Regions from separate parts of the Homo sapiens genome. Here region 1 is linked to region 2. A link is a loop called in an ENCODE intact Hi-C map of the cell type or tissue named here. Cell type or tissue: sigmoid colon. All regions are shown on one strand. Links, peaks and the distances in the headings refer to the core of each region. The heading gives the core; the rest is flanking DNA. Region 1 overlaps LINC02074 (long intergenic non-protein coding RNA 2074). Region 2 has its middle 69 kb from the start of LINC02074.

Region 1 (11,514 bases), core at 2,310-10,309, 60 kb before region 2:
AATGCGGTGGCGTGATCACGGCTCACTGCACCCTTGATCTCAACAAGCAATCCTTTCATCTCAGCCCCTCAAGTAGCTGGGACCACAGGCACGTGCCACCAGGCGTGGCTCATTTTTTTTTTTATTTTTGTAGAGACAGGGATATCCCTATGTTGTCCAGGCTGATTTTTGAAATGTGCTCAAGCGATTCTCCCACCTTGGCCTCCCAAAGTGTTGGGATTACAGGCATGAGCCGCCGTGCCCGGCCAACGCATATGCTCTGTGCTGACAGATTTCTTCTGAGCTAACAGATGTTGTCCTTTGACCCATATTGACCCTGTTGGAACACCCTAAATATTATTTAGCTGTCTCTCACCAAAACATTACAAGTTAGGCAGTTAGAGCTGTTTTTCAGATTTACCTGGCTGTTATGTCTTTTTTTTTTTTTCTTTTTTTGAGATGGAGTCTTGCTCTGTCACCCAGGCTGGAGTGCAGTGGCGTGATCTTGGCTCACAGCAACTTCTGCCTCCCGGGTTCAAGTGATTCTCCTGCCTCAGCCTCCGGAGCAGCTGGGATTACAGACACCCACCACCACGCCCAGCTAATTTTTGTATTTTTAGTAGAGGCAGGGTTTCACCGTGTTGGCCAGGCTGGTCTCGAACTCCTGACCTCAGGTGATCTACCTGCCTCGGCCTCCCAAAGTGCTGGGATTACAGGTGTGAGCCATCACACCTGGCCCATCCTGAATTTTCATCTGCTAAACGTAGCAACCCTAAGGACTGGTGACTTCCCAGCGTTGGGGCAGCTGCAGCTCTTCCCAGCTCCACTCTGAAGAGCTGGGGACCAGCCTGCCTTCCGGTCTCACCAGGAGCAAGGGAGATGCCAAGCTCCTTGGATGCTTCTCTGAGGAGACTGCGAATCCACAATAAAGGAAGCGTCCTTGGTAATGGGGAGATTTACCATCTGAAGGGCACCCCTCCCACTCGTAGGGGTGATTAGTTCCTAAGCACTTTTCTTGCAAGTGCTCTGTTTGTTCAGGGACACAGGAGGAGGCCCCCATCAATTCTTTCTCGTTCCCACCGCCCCCTGTCCCCCAGAGATTGAGAGTCAGGAGGTGATCTTCCCTCTCGCTTCCATTACTTTAGCACCTGAGTTACTGAGCCATTATCCCTTTAAGAGTTCTTTATTCGACCTCAGGCAACAAAATCCAAGGAGCTGCAGAAGCGCTTCCCTCTGCTCCGGGGCAGTACCTGCCCACTGGACTCGCCATTCATTTAGCTCTTTTATGGGCTGCCTCTGTGGCTCATGGCTAAACAACCTTGGGTGAGACCTTAAACTCCCCGAGATTTATTTTCCTAATCTGTAAAATAAGGTGGTTGAAATAGGTGCTCTCTAAGGTCCCTCATTTTCTGTGATTTCTTGCAGCCAATCTGGAGACAAAGCCCCCCATCCCAACATAATAGAGTTAAAAGGCCATGGCCCAGCCCAAGGGGCCATCAACTTTCTCCAGCTCACCTCCCCAAACCTTCACCCACCTCATCATGCAAAGCCAGCAACTCAGGAGGTGGGAAATTGACAAAGTTAATAGAAGACAGGAAAGGACAGAGTTGGGTTGAGATTCCCTCATTCAATGAGCAACGTGCATGAGGAATTGATTTCCCCCACCTCCTGTTTACTATGGTTTTTTTCCCCCTCTGGTGCAGGGAAGAAAGGCTTTGCATCAAGATGAGTCCTTCCACAGTGAGACTGCAACTTACCCAACATGTTTATTATTTCGGGAGCCCGAACACCTGTCGCAATAACTTGATTCCCTTGCCCTTGCTTTTCTTTGGCTTGTTTCTTTTTTCCTGTAGACAAACAGTTTCAGAGGAAGATCAATTCCTCCTCAGTTGTAGGTTCAGGGTTCTGTGGAGGTCTCGGGGAGGGGCCAAGGTCTCAGCAGGCCTGCTGTGGTGGGAAAGCTGCTGGTGCCTCTGTCTCTCCAGAGGGGCACTTTATTGACCGAGGACGTGAGCCTCCCAGCCAGGAGTCCAAATGGCTGAGGAGCCCCAGCGACACCTTTGCAGGCTGGGGTACCAGCAGCTCCTGCTCATGCCTTGGTCTCTGAGTAATCAAGATGGCTGGTGTGGGGGAAGGGAGAGCAGGTGGCTCTGATAAGGATGAAACAAAATGAATGTGTTTTCAAAGTTTCCCCCAGGCCCCAGCAGGATTCTGCAAAATTGTAATCCTATTTTGTAAATGGAATTGCCTTCTCTTTTTTAACCCATTGGAGATGCAAAGCCAGCTGCTCTCTCTCTGTCTTAATGCAACCGGTGAGAGTGGGGAGGCTAAGCTGTCGATTAGTCCCGGCACGTGGATGAGGTAAGGGAGCTACAGCGCGGTGAGGGCCCCAGAAACCTGTGCTGTTTGTCTCTGAAGCTTGGACGAGTCGATGCCCAAACCAGTGGTCAGTTCATACAATTCGGAATTAGACTTGGCAGACCCAGTGGGACACTGTGAGGCAGAGAGAACTGGTGGCTTCTCTGAATCTGTTCTGAGTCTTTTCTGACCAAGGGTCTGGGCTGATGTTCTTGGGACAGAGACTGGGGCCACCCACAACTGTTGCATTTCCAAAGGTGACAAGGGGACCTCAGCCAAACACCTGGCAGCAGAGCCTTAGCATGGGGACTGGACCTTACCCCAGGCACTGGAGCTGCTGGATGATGTGAAGGCTGGGCACAGTGGCTCACACCTCTAATCTCAGCCCTTTGGGAAGCTGAGACAGGCGGATAACTTGAGAACAGGAGTTTGAGTCCAGCCTGGGCAACATGGGAAAACCCTATCTCTACAAAAAATTAAAAAAAAAAAAAAAAAAAAAAGCTGGGCCTGGTGGCACGCACCTGTAGTCTCAGCTACTAGGGAGGCTGAGGTGGGAGGATCATTTGAGCCCAGGAGTTCAAGACCAGCCTGGGAACATGGCTAAACCCTGTCTCTACAAAAAATACAAGAATTAGCCAGGTGTGGTGGTGCATGCCTGTGGTCCTAGCTACCCGGGAGGCGGAGGCAGGAGGATCGCTGGAGCCCAGAAGGTCAAGGGTGCAGTGAGCTGTGATTGCACCACTGCACTCCAGCCTTGGTGACAGAGTTGGACCCTGTCTCAAAAAAGATGTTAAACCGGGCACAGCGTGATGGCATGTGTGTCTTAGATGCCTTTGCTGGCCAACTGGAGGTGGGGGTGGGTGGCTGGGACTGCAGGAAGGAAGACCAGGTGGCAGCGCTGTGGGAACCCAGCTCAGAGTGATGATGGTGGCCTTGGCCAGCGTCGCCCAAGAGCAGAGCATGAGCTCTAGGCCCGTTAAGGATGGTGGGTCATGGCTGGGTGGTGTCTGCTTGGGCACTGGGTGGGTGACAGTGTCATCCACGATGGTAGGGAGTGCAGAGGAGGAGTCCGTTTGGTGAGTGGAATTTGTGACGTCCCGCATTTGAGGTCCCTGGAACTCAGCGGCAAGGTCTGGACACGTGTCGTCGCGGGCACAGAAGGTGCGGCACGAAGACCAGCTCTTATCCAGAGGCAGAGGAAGAGGACCATCAAATTGGAGCAATTTTGATGACACATTCATTAAAATTTGTTGAATTGTACACTTAAAGTGGTGAATATTATGATGTTTAAGTTATACCTCATTAAGGTTGCTTTTTTTTTTTTCTTTCAAAGAAAGACAACGAGGAGGGAGCAGCTAGAGGGGTGGAAATGGGATCACGTGACCTTGCGAGAAGCAGGGAGAGAGAACACTGCGTCTGCTCCCTTTTAGAACAGGTGAGTGGGGTCAAAGGGCTGGAAGGTTCTGTTCTACCCAGCAGCTGGCAGCTGCCATGACCCCTGGCCAGGCAGTCTCAGGGAGGAGGTGAGAGCAGGAACTTGATCACGGTAGACTTGGGAGGCTTGGCAGGGGGTCAGATTGGGTCTCCTTCGGGATTCTTAAGTCATTTCCTAGACCTTTGCCATCTCCTGCCCTCAAAGATTGAGCTCAGGAAAGCAGAGTGAATTACTGGTGTTCAATAATTCACCAATAATTAGGGATACCACTGGCTGGAGTTTGGGGACTCTTAGGACTAATTGTGACGAGCAGTACCAGGTGTCAAAAGCTATTTATTTTTTAATTGTAATTTTTAGTTGTGGAGTACATGGGCAGGATGTGCAGGTTTGTTATGTAGGTAAATGTGTGCCATGGTGGTTTGCTGCACCTGTCAACCCACCACCTAGATATTAAGCCCAGCATGCATTGGCTATTTTCTTTTTAGCTATGTTTCCTAATGCTCTCTCTTTCCCCATCCCAACTCCCAACAGGCCCCCCCCCCCCCCGCCCATGTCCATGTGTTCTCATTGTTCAGCTTCCACTTGTGAGAACATGCGGTATTTGGTTTTCTGCTCCTACATTCGTTTGCTGAGAATAACAGCTTCCAGCTTCATCCATGTCCCTGCAAAGGACATGATCTCATTCCTTTTTATGACTGCATAGTATTCCATGGTGTATACGTACCCCATTTGTCAAAAGCTATTAAAAAAAAAAAACGTAATTCATAGGACAAGGGTTGTCATTGCACAGAGAGGGGGATGACTTGTTAGTGGGCCAGGTGCGCACCCTGGCTTGTCCCTCATCTCCAACCGGTGCCCTGACAGCCCTGCGTGATCAGGCAGGAAAAGAAGGGCTGGGGACAGCTGGAGCTTTCTCTGGGGGCTGCTGTTGTGGGGAGGAGGTGCCACTGCGTGGCTTAAATAGGTGCTGGGGGACAGTATTCACAGGCTGTCCTCTCAGGCATCTCTTCCTTCCCCTTTCCATTCTTCGAGGCTCCAAAGTCTTTTCTGAACTTCTTCAGTGAGTCAAGGCTGGGTATAATCTACAGCTGGAATGAGGTCTTTTCTGGGAAGCCACAGGGTGTGGGGCTGAGTGAGGAACAGAGCACCTGCCTGGCTTCCAGAAGAGACTTTGCCCAAGACCAAAAGCGACCTGGGGCTCCATGGAGCTTGAGGTGAGGTAGCCCAATTTCCCAAAGGTCATTTTCCTGAAATCCAGTGCACCCCATGGCCAGTCCTCCAAAGGGTCCATTTGCTGAATTTACTTGCTGCCTTCAACTCTTCATTTTTGTTGACTGGTTTTCATTTTGTCTTCATAACAGCATTTTAAGGGATTGACCTACAGCTGATAAGAGGTGCTTTAGGTTGTTAGGCCCGGAGGCTGACACAGGCTATTTCATGTAATGGGGTTTATGGACAGACAAGGCAATACGAAGACAGAAACCTCATGGGGATCTGGGAGCAGCCAGACTGTCAGGAAAGAACAGGAAGAGAAATGCAGCCAGCATCCTGGAGACTGGGATGAAGGTCATTTGGGATCATGGCAGCTCCAGGAGCCAGGTGTCCTTGCCACCCAACAGCTAGGCTGCATCCTGGTCCTTACCGATGAGTGAACACATCTGTGGCAGCTTGACCAGGTGGCTGTTGGGTTGCGTGCAACACGAGGGCAGGAACTCTGTCCCATTCCTTACTGTGTCCCCAGTGCCTGGCATGCAGCAGGTGCTCCAGGATGTTGGCGTACATGAAACTTGCCACTTCCTCTCTTGGGCTCTTCCCCTGTATTCTGAGGTTAGTTCCGATTCACATCTGCCTGTCAGGGCAACAGCACTTACATTCTTCTGCAAAGCCTCCTTGCATCCCAGGAAGTGGACAGGTGGGGACAGCCACAGTCATCCTGGAGGCTCCTGCTTCCTCTCCACCAAGCCCAAGCCCCTAGAGTTTCCTGGGCAGACCCAGGATGCCAGGACGCTGTGGAAAAGTACTCCATCCCCGCTACCACCCCTGGGCCCCTGCCCCCGGGGTAGTCTGTCTGCAGCAGCCCTGCTGGGTTTAAGTTCTTTTTCTGAGAAATAGAGGTGGCTTTGCCCCTCAGGAGGCTGGTACCTTTGGAGCCCTGATGCCCTCTACCCACCAGCCACTAGATAATGGGAAATCATTTCTGGTGGGAGGAAGCAGCATGGGGCCTTCTGTGCATTGGAGTTGTTGCTGCGTAACTGCAGCAAAGGGAAATGTAGGGCAGTAACCCTTCTGGCTCGCCACTCATGCTGTTGAGAGCAGCATCAACCAGAAAATACCCGCTAATGGCCTTCACCCAATCTCCTTCTAGATAATGATAAATTATGTGTATTTTTAGTTTGGAATTGAATTTCATCTCTCCATTGCTGGTGTTTTTCAGGTGTCTTTTTTCCTTCTCCCTCAGGGTTGGAAAACTAGACGTTTGTGCATTTACTGTGTGCATTTATTCCTGGCCAAAAATTGACATATGGACTCATTAATTCCTTTACACTTGTTCTCACCACCCCTCAAACACACATCTGGCTGGACCAGGAAGGGAGCTGTATCTAAGAGGGCTCTTCTGAAGGCATCCTGCAGACCTGGGGAACAGGTGTGTCCTGGAAGCAGGAGACTGGCCCCTCTCAGTGACCATTGGTTCCCACACTTGTGTGTGCCCCCAAGTTCCCAAGTCAGTAGGTTGGGATAGAACGCAAGAAGGTGCATTTCTAAGGAGCTCCTAGGTGATATTGAGGCTGCCAGGTCAGGGGACTGCACTCTGAGAACCAGTGGCCTAAATCCTTCCTCCTGAAAGTGTGGTCCTAGAACCAGCAGCATCAGTATCACTGGGGAGCTTGTTATAGATGAAGACTCTGGGCCCTCACCCCAGTCTAATAAAAGTTTTCATTTTAACACAATCCCAGGTGATTTGAATGAATATTAGTTTCAGAAACACTGGCCTAAACGATTTCTCAAAACTCAGCCCAGTGGCCTCGACCTTGGCTGAAAGATTAGAATCGTAGGGAGATTTTAACATTTCTGTAAGCCCAGGCTGCACCCCAGACCAGTTAAGCCAGCATTTCTGGGGCTGAAGCGCAGGTATCTGTTTTTAAAAAGCTTCCTAAGTGATTCCATGTGCGGTGACATCTGAGAACCACTGTTCAGGCTGGAGGAATCAAATCAGAAACATACCTCACCCAACCCTGACCTTGAACGGAGAAGGGCAGAGTTCTTCCATGGCCACTCATCCATACCCGGTTTTTGGCCCAGAGAGAGTTCAGCCTTGCTTGACCCCAGTGGTTGCCCATCTTTCCAGTGTGCCTTGCATGGGTTTTGGGAGCCCAGTGGCTGCAGCAGAGCATCCTTCTCTCTGATTTCAGTTTAGCCAACTGCGGCAGGTGGGGAGTGGGAGAAACAGCCAGGATTGGCCAAGCCAGCCTTTGCTCACCTCATTGGCCTAATTAGAGCAGGGCTCATGTACAGTTCTGGAATTTCACTACATAAGTCCTTTTGAATTAAATCTGGAATGTCAAATACCGAGTGAACCTACTAGGACTCTCCCCATCCTGTGTCCATGGCAGACATCACCAATTGATCAGCGTACTCTTTCTCATTGAGCCCAGAGGTGGCTTCAGAAGACTTTCCTAGTCTTCCCGGGGTGCTCTAGGCAGCCGGGGCCAGCTAGACCGGGCATGGGAGATGGAAGTTACTTGCCTTCCCAGGTCGAAAACATCAGCCCCTGTCACAGGAAGACACACCTGGGGCGAGAGTATCAAGTTCTTGTTGAGTGATTCATACTCTAGTAATACACACTCTAGTATGAATTACTTACCTGTTCCTTTCCAGGGTTAACCTAGAGCAGGTTTCTAAGTGGGCAGGAAGGAGGTGGTAGGGAGAGGTCTGAAAGGTGAGATGCTGTCCTGGGAGGCAGGGCTGGGGAAGCTCAAGTCAGCACCGGGTTTTGGGGGAAAAGAGGATCCCTTCTTCTTTGTCTTCTCCTCCTCTTGCCTCCAGTGCTAGAAGGTTTTGGCTGAGAAGACCCAAGGGTGAAATTCTCTTATCCCCTTCTCTGTACTTGAGGCTGGGGCTCAGTCTGACAATTTGGGGAAGGCTCTTTCCTCTTCTGTCATGCATTTCATTGTGGCCAGTTCTCAGACTCAGCCAGGATGGTATGGATGTGCAGAAAACAAGCGGGGTTGGTGGGGTGGAGATCCCCGTGCAGAGCCTGGCGTCCTGGGCCGGAAGCACCCTGGGGACTGTCGAGTGGATGACAGCCGGACACTGCGAGGCCAGCTAGAGGCACTATTCTATCCAGCTGCGGGGTGAGGTGAGGAGTGTGTGGAGGAGGAAGGACCGGCAGGGCCCCTCCTCCAATCCTGATCTTAACTCCTCCCGAGTGGACCTGAGGAAAAGGAAATGACATGAGAAGAAAGCAAAGAACAGATACTGGAGTGTGTCCTCCAGAGCAGCGGGAGCCTGCTCAGTAGAGTAGTGTGGCAAGCAGGTAGAACACAGCACCTGAGCTTACAGGCAGGAGAGGATATGACTTTCAGGAGGAGAAGGAAAGAAGAAAATAAAGGAGATGAGCATGAAGAGGCTTCTCCTCCAGGGCTGTGCGTTTATTCATCCACGAATGCAATACTTCTTATCAAACACCTACTCCACAAAAGGCTGGAAGCTGCTTAGCCCTTTCCCGTGTGGAGGAGTCCACTCTGTAGGAGAGGAGTGGCTTGCAGGTCATCTTGGTGCCATAGAGCTTGGGGGCAGAGGAGGTCTCACCAGCTCGAAACACAAGAGGCACTTGTAGCCTGGGAGGATGATGGAGACCCTCAGGAGACTGGTTCAGCCAAGAGCTTGGTCTTCAGAAAAGTGACAAAGCCTGGTCCCTACTTGCCCCAGTGCAGATGGAAGGCAGCCAGTTGGATGTGTGCTCAGTAGCAGACCCTCAAGGTCAAAGGATGCTAAACTAATGGAGCTTGGAACGTCCTCCAAATAGTCTGCCAAGTCACGGGGAGCTGCAGAGGAAGGGAGGTTAGGCACAAGCAGCCCTAATTGCATTTCATGACCTGATATTCATGCCGCAGAGGATGCTGGCCACTGCTGGCTGCCTGCTTCACTTCTCACCCCTTCATTCCCCTCCCCTGCCAGGCAGGCCTAGCAAGCTCTGAACTGCCCCTTTGCAGCTGGGGAGATCAAACGGAGAAGTGGACCCTGACCTCTTTGTCTAAGAGCCTTCCTTCCTTCCTTCCATATTCTATTCGTGGGCTTTGGGGAAGAGGTTGGCAGTCTCAGGCTCCATGAGTGTCCCCTGCAAGAGTGAAGGGCAGCAGCATGAAAAGGCTGGGCTGTGGGTCTTTGAGAAATGGTCGGAAGGAATTTAGGTGGGTGAAGAAGAGCCTCGCCTGTCTTCCTGGTTTTGTCCCTGGCATCTGAAAGGTACCCCCAGCTTTTCTGGCAGTTAAGAGTAGGAACGAAGTGTGGGATTGTTTTGTTTCATTGTGTGGCTGTGCAAGTGGAGCTTTGGATCTCTATGAGCAGTTTGACAGTGTATACATGTGTGCATGCATGTTTGTGTATGTATATATGTGCATGTGTATATGTGCACATGTGTAAGTGCATACATGCCTGTGCGTGTGTGTGTTCTGGAATACCTGTTTATCTGCCGTACTTGAGAATGTGTGTTGGGGTGAAGCTCTCTGCACGGACCAGGTCCTATGAATCTGTAACAGAGGAGAGGTCACCTCCGGAAGTAGAAATAGGCTACAGTCCTCATGGGAGGGGACATATTTAGAAGCTGGAGTTATTTTTCCATCCCTTAGGTGTGGAGCTCAGTGTTGCCCTGCACGGCCCCACTGAATGACCCTTTCCCTGAGAAGAAACTGACACCAGGAGAGGCTGCCATAAACTGAGGATGGGTTTAGTGAGGTGGTCCCGCTAAGAGGTGAGGCAGGGGGCTTGATGACCTCTGATGAGCCCCAGCTCACATGGACAGCCCCATCCATGTCCTGGACCTCTGCAGCCTGGCCCAGGCTCCCCTCATGTCCTAGCACCATCCTAGCCCCAGCACTCATGGACGGAGGCTTTGCTGACTTTCAGTGACCTTGACTCCTCACCCTCCCCACTTACATAGAGAGGCTTCTGCACTGCATGGTCTGTCTTTGCCACTCCAGAGCCAGCCTTTAAAATGACCTGCTTCATCTCTGCCGTGATGGGAGTCTGAGGGGTTGAGAAGCGATACCTTCCATTTCTACTTTTGATGACAGTGCCAAATGCGGTGACGCGCCCACCTCTCCCCGTACCCCACCCTATTTCATCCCTCAGAGTCCCCAGAAGCCCCTTCTCCCTCCTGCTCCCAGGGCTCCTGCCTGCCCTTCCCTGGCTGCCAGCAAAGCCCATCCTGCCTGGATGGATGGACCTGTTTGCTGGGGAGAGTATTTATTTCAAGAGGCATTTCACCTCGGCTTGGATGTGCTTGGCTTATTACCCATAAATATCAACTAACAGAAAAGGGATGGTGTCTGAAAGGAGAAGTGGATGTTTTGGAGGGAGACCAAGAGCAGACAGATTCCCAGGGGAATGAGGGAACCGTTCACGTGGCCTCTTCAGTGCCATCCAAAGGGACCCCGGATGTGCCCTGCCACTGAGCCAGGCCTGGCTGTAGCAGTGGGTCCACTACACAAGACCTGTGCCCTCCAGGACCTGGGTCTCTTGGAGCTAGATCCTAAGCCAAAATCCAGCCGGGGGCAATGGGACAGGCTAGGGGGTATGCGGAGGGCCTGGTTAGGAACCAGGGTTGAGGGACTGTGGCTTGCAGGGGTTTCATGGCAGAGACGACTGTTGGAAAGGTCTTGTTGATTGAGCGGAGGAGGGGAAGGGCATTCCAGGAGGGAGAAGAGCAAAGGCATAGGGGCCCACTGAGGAGGGCCAGGAGGCCTGCAGGGGGAAGGAAGGGTGGATGAAGAGCCGAGCATAGGGAGGGGGTAGAAAATGCCCACAGGCAGTGAAAGGCTTTGATGTCTGGGTTTCCAAACCACGCAGGGGAGTTAAAGTGGCTTTCCTTTTTGGACTCTGGGGAGTGAGCTTTGAGGGTGGTAATGATCCGAGGTTCCCTGCCTCAGCCAGGACAGATCATGCAGCTGACAAGGCAGACCCTGCCCAGGGATCGCTCTCCTCTGATTTCACGTGGGAGTCCACCATCTCCCAGCTGTGATCTCTGCAGGAGGGAAATGGAGTCGACCTCGTCGACCTGTCCCTGAGTGGGCAGCTCTGTGCTGGGTGCCATTTGATCTCTCCTGGTGTCCCCTGGGTGGCCCTCGAGGCAGGCATGTTGACTTCCACCAAGCAGGTGGAGAGAAGGACTCAGAGAGGGTGCAGAGATGGTCTGGGGGTGCACAGTTGCAACCACAGTCTAGGAATTCTCAGGCAGGGCGACGGGACAGGGACACCTTCATTGAGGATGTGCTTTTGGCTGCCAGGCAGTTTAGAGACACCTTCTTCTCTCTCCTTGCTTTCCCTGGGCATTTTCTCTGGAGGCCTTAGAAACAAGACAGAATCTTTCCCACTGGGATGCTCAGGCTAAGGTGATCCTGCCTGGAGGGGAGTGGAGGGGACAGTGTGAGACTTTCCCAGCCAGGAGGGAGATGCAGCCAGGTGGCCCCGTGTCCCCTGTGGAGCCAGGGGAGCAAACCCACAATGTGCTCTCAGTAAGGCCT
Region 2 (11,514 bases), core at 2,100-10,099:
TTAGCCCTGGCTCTGTCACTTAGTGAGTGTGCAACACTGGGCAATAAGCCACTCTGGGTCCCACGTGCTCATTTATAAAGGGATGTGAATGACACCTCCCTTGCAGGCTCACTGTGGAGATTAAATAAGAAATGCGAGGGAAATGCTGAGCACCAAGTAGACCCTCATGCAACATTAATTATTACAGTTGCTGCTCTGGGCAGGTCTGGTGCCCCGCTGGACTCAGAGAGCCCCTTAGCAGGGGGACAAGAAGCAAAACTGACACAGGTGAGTGAACCCGACAGGAGCTTGCAGGGACAAGGTGGGCAGTCTCCACGGGGGTCCGCAATGCCTTTTCCTCCTCCAGTGCTGCATCCCCGGGCTGTGCCCAATCCCCTGTACATATCACATCAAGATGATGCACAGAGATTCAGTTGAGAGCCATCTGTTAACAAATGGCAAAGCCCCTGGCGTCCTTGCCGACGTTTAATAATTTAGCGTAAGCTGCAGGATGAGGGCCGACTGGAGCTCTGACATCCATCTTAATAAAGTCCTTCTCCATCTCTCCTCAAGCTCAGGCCTGAGGGGCCAGGGGCTCCACCAAAACCTGCAGGTCCCCAGTCACCTCAGCCTCCCACTTGCAGGTGGGCAGAGATGCGGGGGTGGAGAAAGCAATTAATCCAGACACACACAAAGCCTGGTGCTCAGAGAGTTCCAGATGCACATGGAGCTGCCAGCAGGGACAGCTGTCCTGCAGCTTGGGCAGGAATGAAGTCAGAGTCTCCAAGAGGGTCCATTCTCACCAGGGGGTCCCGGCCACGGCATGGCCTGCCCTGCTTTCAGGCCAGAACCAGGAGGCCTCTTTTGCTAAAGTCAGAAGAGCAGCAGCAATAGCTACTTTTGATTGGCGGTTATTCCATGCCGGGCATTAGGCTGAGGTCTAAAATGATCTCATGTAATCCTCCCCCAGACCCTGAGAGAGAAGTATCCATATCCTTGTCGTATAGACAAGGAAACCGAGTCTATGAAAAGTAAAGTAACTTGTGCAGCTAACAGGTGGTAGAATGGGGGTTCGGCACTGGAACCCCAAATTCCTGCTCTTCTCCAGCTGGTAAGCTTAAGATTTTTCTCTGTTTACTAAGAAACTCAGAAAGGATTGCCTCTAGGGGTTTCTCTTTCTCTCCCTCCCTCTCCCCCTCTCTCCTTGTCTTTCTCTTTCCCTTCTTCCTTTCATTCATTCATTATTGCTCAAAAGCTGCTTATTAAACCAGGCACTTGGCTAGGAGCTGAGAACAAATACAAACTGTGCACTTTCCTGAGGAGCCTTCAGAAGCCCAGTGGACTGCTCTACCGGGGGCCTCTCAGGAGGAAATGAGCCAGAGCCTTCTCCATCCCCACCCTGAAAGCCTCTATTTAGGGATTCCCTCTTATGATCTAGGCCAAAAACGCTGGAGCCCACACCCCTAGGCAGAGCTGTGGGACAACAGCCACTGCTGCCTCTTCCCCCTGGAAATCTATACATCCAGCAAATTGTTGCTTACACTGTATCGGTCAGAGGATGACCCCAGGCGTGTGTATGGCTGATAATGGCAGGCCATGAAGTGGGTGCCATCTTCCCCAGCAGGTTGGTGAGCCTCAGGGCCATGTGCCTGGAACAGGGATGGAAAAAGCCAGGAAGTGATGCCTAGACCACTTCCTCCTCCCGACCCCTGCTACTCCCCCCACCATCCTCTCTGTGGTTTTGTGGCCCAAGTCCAAACGACAGAGACTTGGTGTTGGAGGGCAGCAAGCCTCAGGGATCGCTATATTTACTTGCAGGCAGTGGCTGGCATGTCTGTCTAGTGAAACCTGCAATTTCATTGTTTTCAGAGCACAAATGTGCTGAGAAAACACGTCTCCGATCGCCTTTCTTGCGCTTCCTGCTGCCGATTCCCCAGGGTCTTACAGAAGGCTGAGTCTTTTCTCTCCCTACACATACCAGGAGGATCACCTTATGTGGGCCACACACTCACCAAATGTGGCGTCTTCAGCCTCAGGTACAAGAAAGTCCAGTGGGCTCACCCTGCAGGGCAGGTGGAAGCACAGTCCTCGACTGTAACCCCCTCTGTGCAGGGCTGTATGTGCTTCCCCATTGCACCCAGCACTGTGCCCTGTCCTGCGAAAGGGCTCCAGGAGATGCTTGTCCAACGAATGAATGATGGAGTGGATGGCCTCTCCATGGTGCTCGTGGCTGTCCCTGGCCCATCCCTTCTTTTTCTAGCTGCATGGCCCTATTCTTACCTCCAAAATGGAGATAGAGGAGTACCTACTGGCTGGGTGTGGTGGCTCATGCCCGTAATCCCAGCACTTTGGGAGGCTGAGGCCGGCAGATCACCAGAGGCTGGGAGTTCAAGACCAGTCTGACCAACATGGTGAAACCCCGTCTCTACTAAAAATACAAAAAATTAACTGGGCATGGTGGCGCATGCCTGGCATCCCAGCTACTCAGGAGGCTGAGGCAAGAGGATCACTTGAACCTGGGAGGCGGAGGTTTCAGTGAGCCGAGATCATGCCATTGCACTCCAGCCTGGGCGACAAGAGCAAAACTCCATCTCAAAAAAAAAAAAAAAAAGGAGTACTTACCTCACAGTTTTTCCTGCAGATTAATTGAAATAATGTATGTTCAAGTACCTGGCTCAGGGTAGGTGGGTGCTCAGTGAACACCCTTGGGCCTCATCCATAGCTTGTGGTTTGTCTATACAGTGAACTTCTTTTTTTTTTGAGATGGTGTTTCACTCTTGTCACCCAGGCTGGAGTGCAATGGTGTGATCTCGGCTCACTGCAACCTCTGCCTCCCAAGTTCAAGCGATTCTCCTGCCTCAGCCTCCCGAGTAGCTGGGATTACAGGTGCCCACCACCATGCCCAGCTAATTTTTTGTATTTTTAGTAGAGAGGGGGTTTCACCATGTTGGCCAGGCTGGTCTCGAACTCCTGACCTCAAGTTATCCGCCCGCCTTGGCTTCCCAAAGTGTTGAGATTACAGGCGTGATCCACCACACCCGGCCCATACAGTGAACTTCTACTCAGCACCAAAACAGAACCAACTACTGATGCACAAAAGTGCCTGGATCCATCTTAAATGCAGGTGATTAAGTGAAAGACGCTGGAATCAAAGGGCTTCCCAGTGTATATGACATGATGGCAAAGGCCAAACTATAGGGAAAGAAAACAGATCAGTGGTGGCCAGGGGCTGGGAGTGGGAGGAGAGGTTGACCATAGAAGGTGCAAGGCAACTCTCTGGGGTGACAGAACTGTTCTGTGTCTTGCCTGTCTTGGTGGCCACACAACTGTATGCACTTGTGAAAACTCTCGGAGCCATTCCCTTTTAGAAAGCGTGAGTTTTACTGTATGGAACTTCTACTTTAATTAAAAGAAATGAAAAAATCTATGGACCTGAAACAATGAAAAATCCAAAAGAGCCTCTCTGGCCTTTGGAAGACTTCTGTGGTTGGCTGCGTCTTGATTTCTCTCATCATCTTTGGCTCAGAAGGCCACGGGCGGTGTTGGTATTTCCTGCTGATGGGAAGATGGAGTCCAGGACATGGCTTGGCTCAGATGAATACTTCTCCGGGGAAACATTGCCAAAGTGGAAAATTCACACCTGGATACCTGAGAGTTGGCTAATGAGGGCCCAGTGGTTCATGTCCGGGAAATAACTAATGGTAGCAGGATCATTGGGTTAAAAAAGCCTGCGTCCGTTAGGGAGAGGGGCAGCGTGCAGCAGAGGACACGGAGCTAATGTGGAGTGTGTGTTGGGGAGGGTGGTGAGTTCCCGGCCTGATGAATGGCTTCAGTCAAGTGGCAAACCCAAGAGCATAAAATTGCCTCCTGCAATAGGTCAGTTTCGGTTCCAGCAGGCGGCAAAGGTCCTGTTAGTGCCTCCGTCATTAAGCAATGTAGACACAGGTAATTTGCTTCACTCTTCAGATGCAAAGTTAAATGGCTCATCATTATCTTATTAATGAAATCAGAGGCTGAAAATGAAGCTGCACTAGCATTTCTCCACACCAGCACTTTCTGGAGGGGTCAGATGTTCATGGCCTCTGCGGTTGACTTCCTTGACACTTTCGCTGCCATTCGAAGAGCTCATTTGTTTGCTCTCGGTCTCCCTGGGCCTCTGGGCAGGCAGTGGCATTCGGAGCCTGGAGGCAGAAGCTCTGTTGCTGCTGAGTCAGTGAGGCTTCTTCTAAATCCCAGCCACTGGGTGGCTGCCTCGGCGCCTGGGCTGGGCTCCGGAAAGAGCCCTTTTTGCCTCATAGGACTAGTTGGTTTTGGAGGCATGAAGTTTAGGTTTGGCTAAAGAGAAGAGGGGCCACGTGTTGTGGGCGTCCTTTGCATGCTGCACACTGCTGCACAATTCACAGGTGTCATGTGAACCTTCTCATGGCAACCTTCCAACGCTGGCAGTATTCCTCTCTTGACTTGATAGCTGTGCCCGTTAGGGCTTGGAAAGGGGGTGTGCTCTGCTGCAAGTAACAACATACAGCTAGAACGGACTTAAATCATTTATTTCCTCACACAAGACTCTGGAGGCGAGTGCTCTGGGGTGGCTTCAGCAGTGTGGTGATGCCAGGGCTCTGGCCGGCCTCTTTGCAGTTTTCTCAGTCTTCCCTTTGCATTAAAAGATAGCAACAAGCCAGGTGCGGTGGCTCACACCTGTAATCCCAGCACTTTGGGAGGCTGAGGCAGGTGGATCATGAGGTCAAGAGTTTGAGACCAGCCTGGCCAAGATGGTGAAACCCCATCTCTGCTGAAAATACAAAAACTAGCCAGACATGGTGGCATGTGCCTGTAATCCCAGCTATTTGGGAGGCTGAGGCAAAGAATTGCTTGAACCTGGGAGGTGGAGGTTGCAGTGAGCCGAGATCGTGCCACTCCAGCCTGGGCGACAGAGCGAGATCCGTCTCAAAAAAAAAAAAAAAAGATGGCGGCAGCAGCCCCAAGCCTCTGTCTTCACCCATCCATGTGCACAGATAGCCAGGGGCAGCAAGGGCTGCCCCTTGCCTCCCTTCTCTCACTCTCTCCCTCGCTCTTTTAAATGAGGCAGGACAGTTCATTTCTGTAGACTTTCAACAGATTCCTTGGGTCTCATGGACCAGACTGGCCACATACTCATTCCCAGCCAAAAGGGGGCAGAGATGTGAGTCCCAGTCAAGTGGCAAACCCAAGGGCCTCTTCTTACGTCTTTTAGGGGATGAAGTTATTGGACCTTCCTTAATATTCACAGAGCATTTCCTTGCCTATATTTCTGGGCTTTACCTCCAGGTCAGATGCAATTGCCGAAGTCCTCACCGTCAGACTCACGGGGGTATCACTGAGCATGCGTGGCACTAAAGGCTGAGCCATCTCAGAGGCAGGGCTGTTGCTGAGCTTTAAGCAGCTTTGAGGAAGGAGAGGGAAGCAGATGGGACCAGTGAAAAACTCAGAAAATAAAAGGGGGGCCGGGCATGGTGGCACCTGCAATTCCAGCACTTTGGGAGGCTGAGACAGGCGGATCATGAGGTCAGGAGATCAAGACCATCCTGGCTAACATGGTGAAACCCCGTCTCTACTAAAAATACAAAAAAATTAGCTGGGCATGGTGGGACGTGCCTGTAATCTCAACTACTCAGGAGGCTGAGGCAGGAGAATCACTTGAACCTGGGAGGCAGAGGTTGCAGTGAACCAAGATTGTGCAACTACACTCCAGCCTGGACGACAGAGTAAGACTCCATCTCAAAAAAAAAAAAAAAAAAAAAAAGAAGAAGAAAGAAAGTGAATATTTACTTAGTACCTGCTCTGCCAGGCCAGATTCTTGGCACACCTCTGAGGAAAGCACTTTGGCCCCATTTACAGGTGATGAAACAGAAGCAAAGAGAAACTAAGTAACTTTCCAAAGGCTGCACAGCTGGCAAGGGGTAGAGCTGGAGGACTTGAAGCCATCTACATTAACTCCAACACCCTGGCATCCAGGCAGGCAGCGTGGCCCGATGGTCTGGTCCAGAACTAGGCATGACGGTAGTGTTGGATTCTCACTGTGCCTTAGCTCTCTGCTGAGCCAAGGCCAGCCTCAGTTTCCCCACCTGTGCAGAACTGGCCTGAGACTGTGCCTGATGTTTCCAGCTGTAACTCTTGCTGGCAAGGAGTTCTTCCCTGATACATGAGCAGACCACTTGGGGCTGTGGCTTCTCACTAGGAACCAGGTGGCTAGAATCTTTGGGTCACACGGTGCCGTGCTGCTGGCCTTGGGAATCAGGGCTGGGTACATCTACAGGGTGGGCTGCCTGTATGTGTAGAGAGGTACTGGCCAGAGCCCCAGGGAGTGTGGTCACTCAGGGGCCTTGGAGCAGTCCATTGCTGAAGGCCAGGTGATGCCCCCCATATCTGATGGAGGTCATTGGGAACCCTAGAGCCTGCCAGCAGGCTGTGACCTCTGGGACCCTCCTGGTATCACCCATTTGTCCATGGCTGGGTGCTCTTTGACTTCTGATTCCTGTTGCAGGGTCTTCTTGCTTGGTGAGCCTGGTGGTTGGCCAACAGCTCTGGCATTGTGGGACCCACACCAGCCAGGTTAGCCTCCCATCCGCTGGACATCATGGGAGTACTGAGCATCAGTTCCTCCTTAGTCTTGCAACAGGTGTGTCCTGAATGTGTGGTTATGAAACCTGCAACTATTTCCTGCATGAAAGATTCTTCCTTTTCCTCCCCTGGACTTCCCCCCATCCTTCCTCCCTGCCTCCCCTCCCCAAGAAAAGTGCGGGCAGCTTAGGGAGTGGAGGGAAGGGGTGGCTTTGTCAAACACAGTCTGGCCACATTCTACCTGGAGTAGGCCAGGCCTCTAAGAAGAACATCCAGGGCTCACACCAGTTTCTCATCCTTCTCTTTCCTCTCCCCATCTGAAAGAGAAAAGAGAGGGGACCCTAGAAATCTCAGAAGATTCCAGTCCTGCTTAGGATGATGAGCCAACAAGCCATATGACAGCTATTGTCATGTGACTCATCTCAGCCTCAGGTTTCTGTCCCACTGTGCCACCTGTGAGTCATTCCTGCGAAGCCTCCAGCTCTCCATGGAGAAGGCTTTGGGCTGCCAGCAACTCCCTCACTGAGTCATCTCGCACTGCAAGTGAGGTTTTTCATGACATCCTGCTTTCCACGCAGACTCTCGGAGGGCCCAGAGAGTGAGCTGAGTTGGGCTCATGCAGTTATTTTGGGTGGCTTGAGAGAGGGCTGAAGAGAATAATAAGAACGATAAATCACGTACAGTGGGCACTGCTCACGTGTCAGATACTGGGATTTGTACGGATAACCTCGTCTAATTGTTCTGTCTTATGAGGGAGAGTCTATTACTTAGACCATTTTAGAGATGAGGATGCTGAGACTGGGGGAGGCTAAGTAACCTGCCCAAGCTCCCACAATTAGCCAGGGTGGAGATGGGGTTTGAGCCTCCTTCCTCTGGTAACCACTGCATGGCTTTTTCCACAATACTAGTTGCCTTTTTAAAACATTTCCAACATTCAAAGCAAGCTCTCTGTTTTCAGGATGGAACGGTTCCCAGGGCGCTGGCACTTCCATTGGCAGCAGCAGAAGAACCAAAATAGGACACACCAAATGGATCTAATTTTGCCTGAACCTCGGTCTGCAAGGTTTGGGGGTACACCCTGGGGGAGGATCAGAGCTGGGTCCAGAGGGGCCTTTGCTCTCCCTCCTTGCTCCTTCTACCTTCACCCCATTTGACGAGCTGTGCCATGTCAGGGCTTGGCTCCATAGTGCTGGTTTTAAAAAGGCGCCTCACTCATAGCTATTCAGATTTCAGAAATAAATGCTCTACACCACTGATCAAAACGCCTGGAGTCAACAGAGCCGGTGACATCTTAAGAAATGCACCCGGTACTTAAGGCTTTCTTCTTAATTATACATGTTCAAATCATAGACAGATTTTCTCCTTCTGGTCCTGAATATCGGAGCTGCCAAATCCAATTGAATCATCTTCTTTTAAATGCATTTTGCAGTACGCGTTTCGCCGTTTTCCCAATTTCCATTGTAAACGAGCACCAGAATTGTGCTGAGGGCCCTTTTCTTACAGGCTGCATTATTCAACCAGCAAATGAAGAAAGGAAAGTGCTGATTGCAAAAGAATTAAAAAATGGTCCCGGGCGGCCTCTGGGTTTGGCTAGGGCTTGGGTGCAGCCAGGCCCAGGAACTATCTTTGTTAGGGGGTTTGGATCCTTTTACCCCATGCAGGGACAGAGAGAGGAAGGTGTTTCTCCTAGGAGGGCATGGCCATTCTGAATGAGCCGGCTCTGAGGCTGGCTTCCAGGGCTGGGCAGGCAGGAGAGCCGTGGATGTCTGCAGGCCTGTTGTCATTGTATCACCACTGTCGTCAGCGTACAAGCCACATACTGTAACTTCTGGGGCGTCCTGGTTCAGAAGCCTGGGGAATGTGGCTGTGGATCCCCCGGGGAATGCCTTCTGATGGGCTGTACTCACCATCAGTGCCCTTCTCCACCAGCTGTGCCCACTGGTTCCATCTCCCCTGGGGTGAGAATGGGAGGTGATGGACTCTTAGACTTAGGGTGGTGACAGTAGCTGGTGGTGGAGGAGCAAGCCAGGAACCCAATGCCTGGAAGTCTGCTGAGGTTTGTCTTCCATTTCTCGCTTTCCATTCTCTTTCTGCTCAGGCGGAACTCCATTGTCAGCACACACTGTGGTTCTTTGCCTGTGTGGTGTGGTCTGCGTTCTCCTTTCCAATCACTTTCCACTTGCTGATTTCACTAAAGGCCAAAGCCCAGTGCAGTTATCAGAGCAGAGGTCTTTGGGCCCATTTTACAGAGAAGAATGTGCCTTTGCATCAGACAGGGCTCTGGATCCCAGCTGTCCCCTTAGGCAAACCAATTAACGTCTCTATTCTGCAGGCTGCTAATCTGTAAAGTGGGGGTAGAGACGATGCAGAGATTAAATGGATTCGCCCTTGTAAGGCGCCCAGGGTAGTGCCTGGCAAAGAGTGAGTGCTCAATCAGTGTTAGCTCTTGTCACAAGCTCTTGGGACATCACACAGCGTGGTGGGGGCAGAGCTGAGGGTGGAGCCCAGCCGTCCTGCACTCAGGCAAGGCTCCTCGGCCCCGCATCCATTCACCTGCTCACATGTGCGCACCATTTCTCCTTCTGTTTCGCAGGATCATGATTTGCCATCTGGGCACAAGCTTAGGGAAGCTCTGGGAACAGCTCTACTCCCAGAAAGCTGGGTGAAAATCAACTAGACCCAGCAGGGAAGTCTCCGCGTTGATCAGTGGGGCCTTGCTGGGCTGCCCTCCCAGTCCCCACAGGTGTTCCAAGGAGGGGCCTGAACACCAGGCTCTGGAAAACCTGAGGATGATGTTGCTGGAGTTGGTGCCGGGGCTCGCTCTAGGACAGGCGTGGGCTCCTCCTCTCCACTGGTGAGTGCTGGCTCTTGCCTGCCCTGCTGCAACCTCTCGCCTCCATCCTGTTGTATGTAACCACCCTGAGGAGGCCTGGGCCCCACCCGCCGGCCAGCTCCCTGTCATAGCTGGGCCTTGGAAGCAGATGGTTTGGTGTCCTGTGTCATATCCTCCAGCTGACTTGGAATTTCAGCCCTAGCTGTGGTGGGCAGTGTCCAGGTACACTCACAAGCTCCCACGGCTGGCACCATCGCGTGCTTTCCTTTTATATTCTGGATTTTTCCTCCAGCTGCTGGGGTTGCCACCTGGAGTGCATGGCAGCCCAGAAATGCAGGGGAGCTGACATCCTTGGGGGTGGGAGGTGGTGGATGAATGTCTCAGCCTCCTGATCTTCTGGGGGGCGATTCCGAGGCCCATGCTGCCTGGTTCCCCAGCAGAACTGAGGTCAGTTGCCACAGCAGGGATGCTATTTGATGCACTCTCTGTTGGCTTCTCCTCATCCCTCACTCTTCCTGCTTCTGCACACCTGCTAATGGACATTCTACATTTTTTTTTTTTTTTTTTTTTGAGACAGAATCTCCCTCTGTCGCCCAGGCTGAAGTGCAGTGGTGTGATCTCAGCTCAATGCAACCTCTACCTCCTGGGTTCAAGCCATTTTCCTGGTGCAGCTTCCTGAGTAGCTGGGATTACAGGCTCCTGCCACCACAACAGGCTAATTTTTATATTTTCAGTAGAGAAGGGGTTTCGCCATGTTGGCCAGGCTGGTCTCGAACTCCTGACCTCAGGTGATCTGCCTGCCTCAGCCTCCCAAAGTACTGGGATGACAGGCATAAGCCACCATGCCCGGCCCATTCTATGTTGTTTAATCCACATTTTTTGTTTGCTTGATTCAAGGGCAGAGAAAAGTAAAAGCTGAGACTTTAATAAACTCGAAAAGTTACATAGTAAGTAGCAGAACCAGGAACTTAACTAGCTCTGATTTAGCTCTTTTATATTTAACCACCTCAGGGCAGCACCACTGAACTACTCTACACTTAAGGACCAGGCTGATCCTGCTGGGTCTGAACTGCTACCAAGTTGCCCCCACTGGGTCACTCTCTCCTCACCTCCCCAGCTAAGTAGATGTCAGCCAGGGCTTAGGCTTGAGACATTGGCATGAGTATCTCTTTCTCTACATTTATTATTTAAAAACACATGCACAGTTGCAGAGAGGGAGCAATCGAGCCCTGAGGTTGTGGTTTTTTCAGGGGTATGTGACTTCCATCCCTCCATCCCCCATATCACCTCATCCAGAGCCTTGCACATAGCAGGGTTCGATGTGTCTGTCAAATGATTGAACGTAGTAGTCACAGCTGATCAGAGGGCTGGGGGAGCCCTGTGAAGCACCCCCAAACCTGCCCTGAAAGCAGTGGGCAGGCTCAGCTACATAGTTGGTAGAGCCCAATTTAAAATGGGGCCGGGTGTGGTGGCTCACGCCTGTAATCCCAGGACTTTAGGAGGCCGAGGTGGGAGGATCACTTGAGGTCAGGAATTTGAGACCAGCCTGGCCAACATAGTGAAACCCTGACTCTACTAAAAAAAAATAAAAAAATTAGCTGGGCATGATGGCACACGCCTGAAGTCCCAGCTACCTGGGAGGCTAAGGCGGGAGAATCGCTTGAACCTGGGAGGCAGAGGTTGCAGTAAGCTGAGATTGGGCCACTGCATTCCAGCCTGGGCAATAGAGTGAGACTTGGTCTCAATAAAAACCAACAAACAAAACAAAACAAAAAAACAAAAATAAAAGATAAATAAAATGAAAATGTAGGGATCCTTACTCAAAAAGGAAAAAAAAAGCTTGTTCCTTTCTCTTACTGTCTTTCTCTTCTACCCATCATGATGTTTATATTTGTTGTAAGTTTCCCTCCTTCAGTATGGGGATATCTGTGGGGTGACTGCAGATGCCCACAGATGCTTGGGGCCCCACTTCACAATTTGGTCCATGGGGTACACACCTCCGCAATGACCCTCTGGCACCCCAGTTTGCCACAGGGGGATGGCAGGGCAGCAGCAGTTGCTGGAGGAGGTGGAGTTAGCAGCTGAGAATCATCCCAGGGAGGTGT

What was found. Hi-C counts contacts between places; a loop is a spot of excess contacts. Peaks named below come from ENCODE experiments on the same cell type or tissue, not always from the same donor. Only the 100,000 strongest peaks of a DNase experiment are listed, where the experiment ranks them.
Region 1: it touches region 2 in a loop (4-fold over the local background); 2 of 110 quality-filtered maps call a loop at or near these places.

What each region holds. Positions count from the first base shown.
Region 1 is chr17:74,099,138-74,110,651 of GRCh38, reverse strand. It overlaps LINC02074 (long intergenic non-protein coding RNA 2074), which reads left to right. Exons shown (of 5, transcript NR_184085.1): 2 at 3,671-3,772. Among named protein-coding and RNA genes, the nearest start is that of LINC02074, 8.0 kb to the left of the region's middle. In sigmoid colon, for the core only: no CTCF peak of the experiment used is centred there; no DNase peak of the experiment used is centred there; H3K27me3 peaks cover 3,441 bases.
Region 2 is chr17:74,038,495-74,050,008 of GRCh38, reverse strand. No RefSeq gene overlaps it. Among named protein-coding and RNA genes, the nearest start is that of LINC02074, 69 kb to the left of the region's middle. RefSeq lists an enhancer at 8,344-8,844. In sigmoid colon, for the core only: no CTCF peak of the experiment used is centred there; a DNase peak (open chromatin) is centred at 7,078.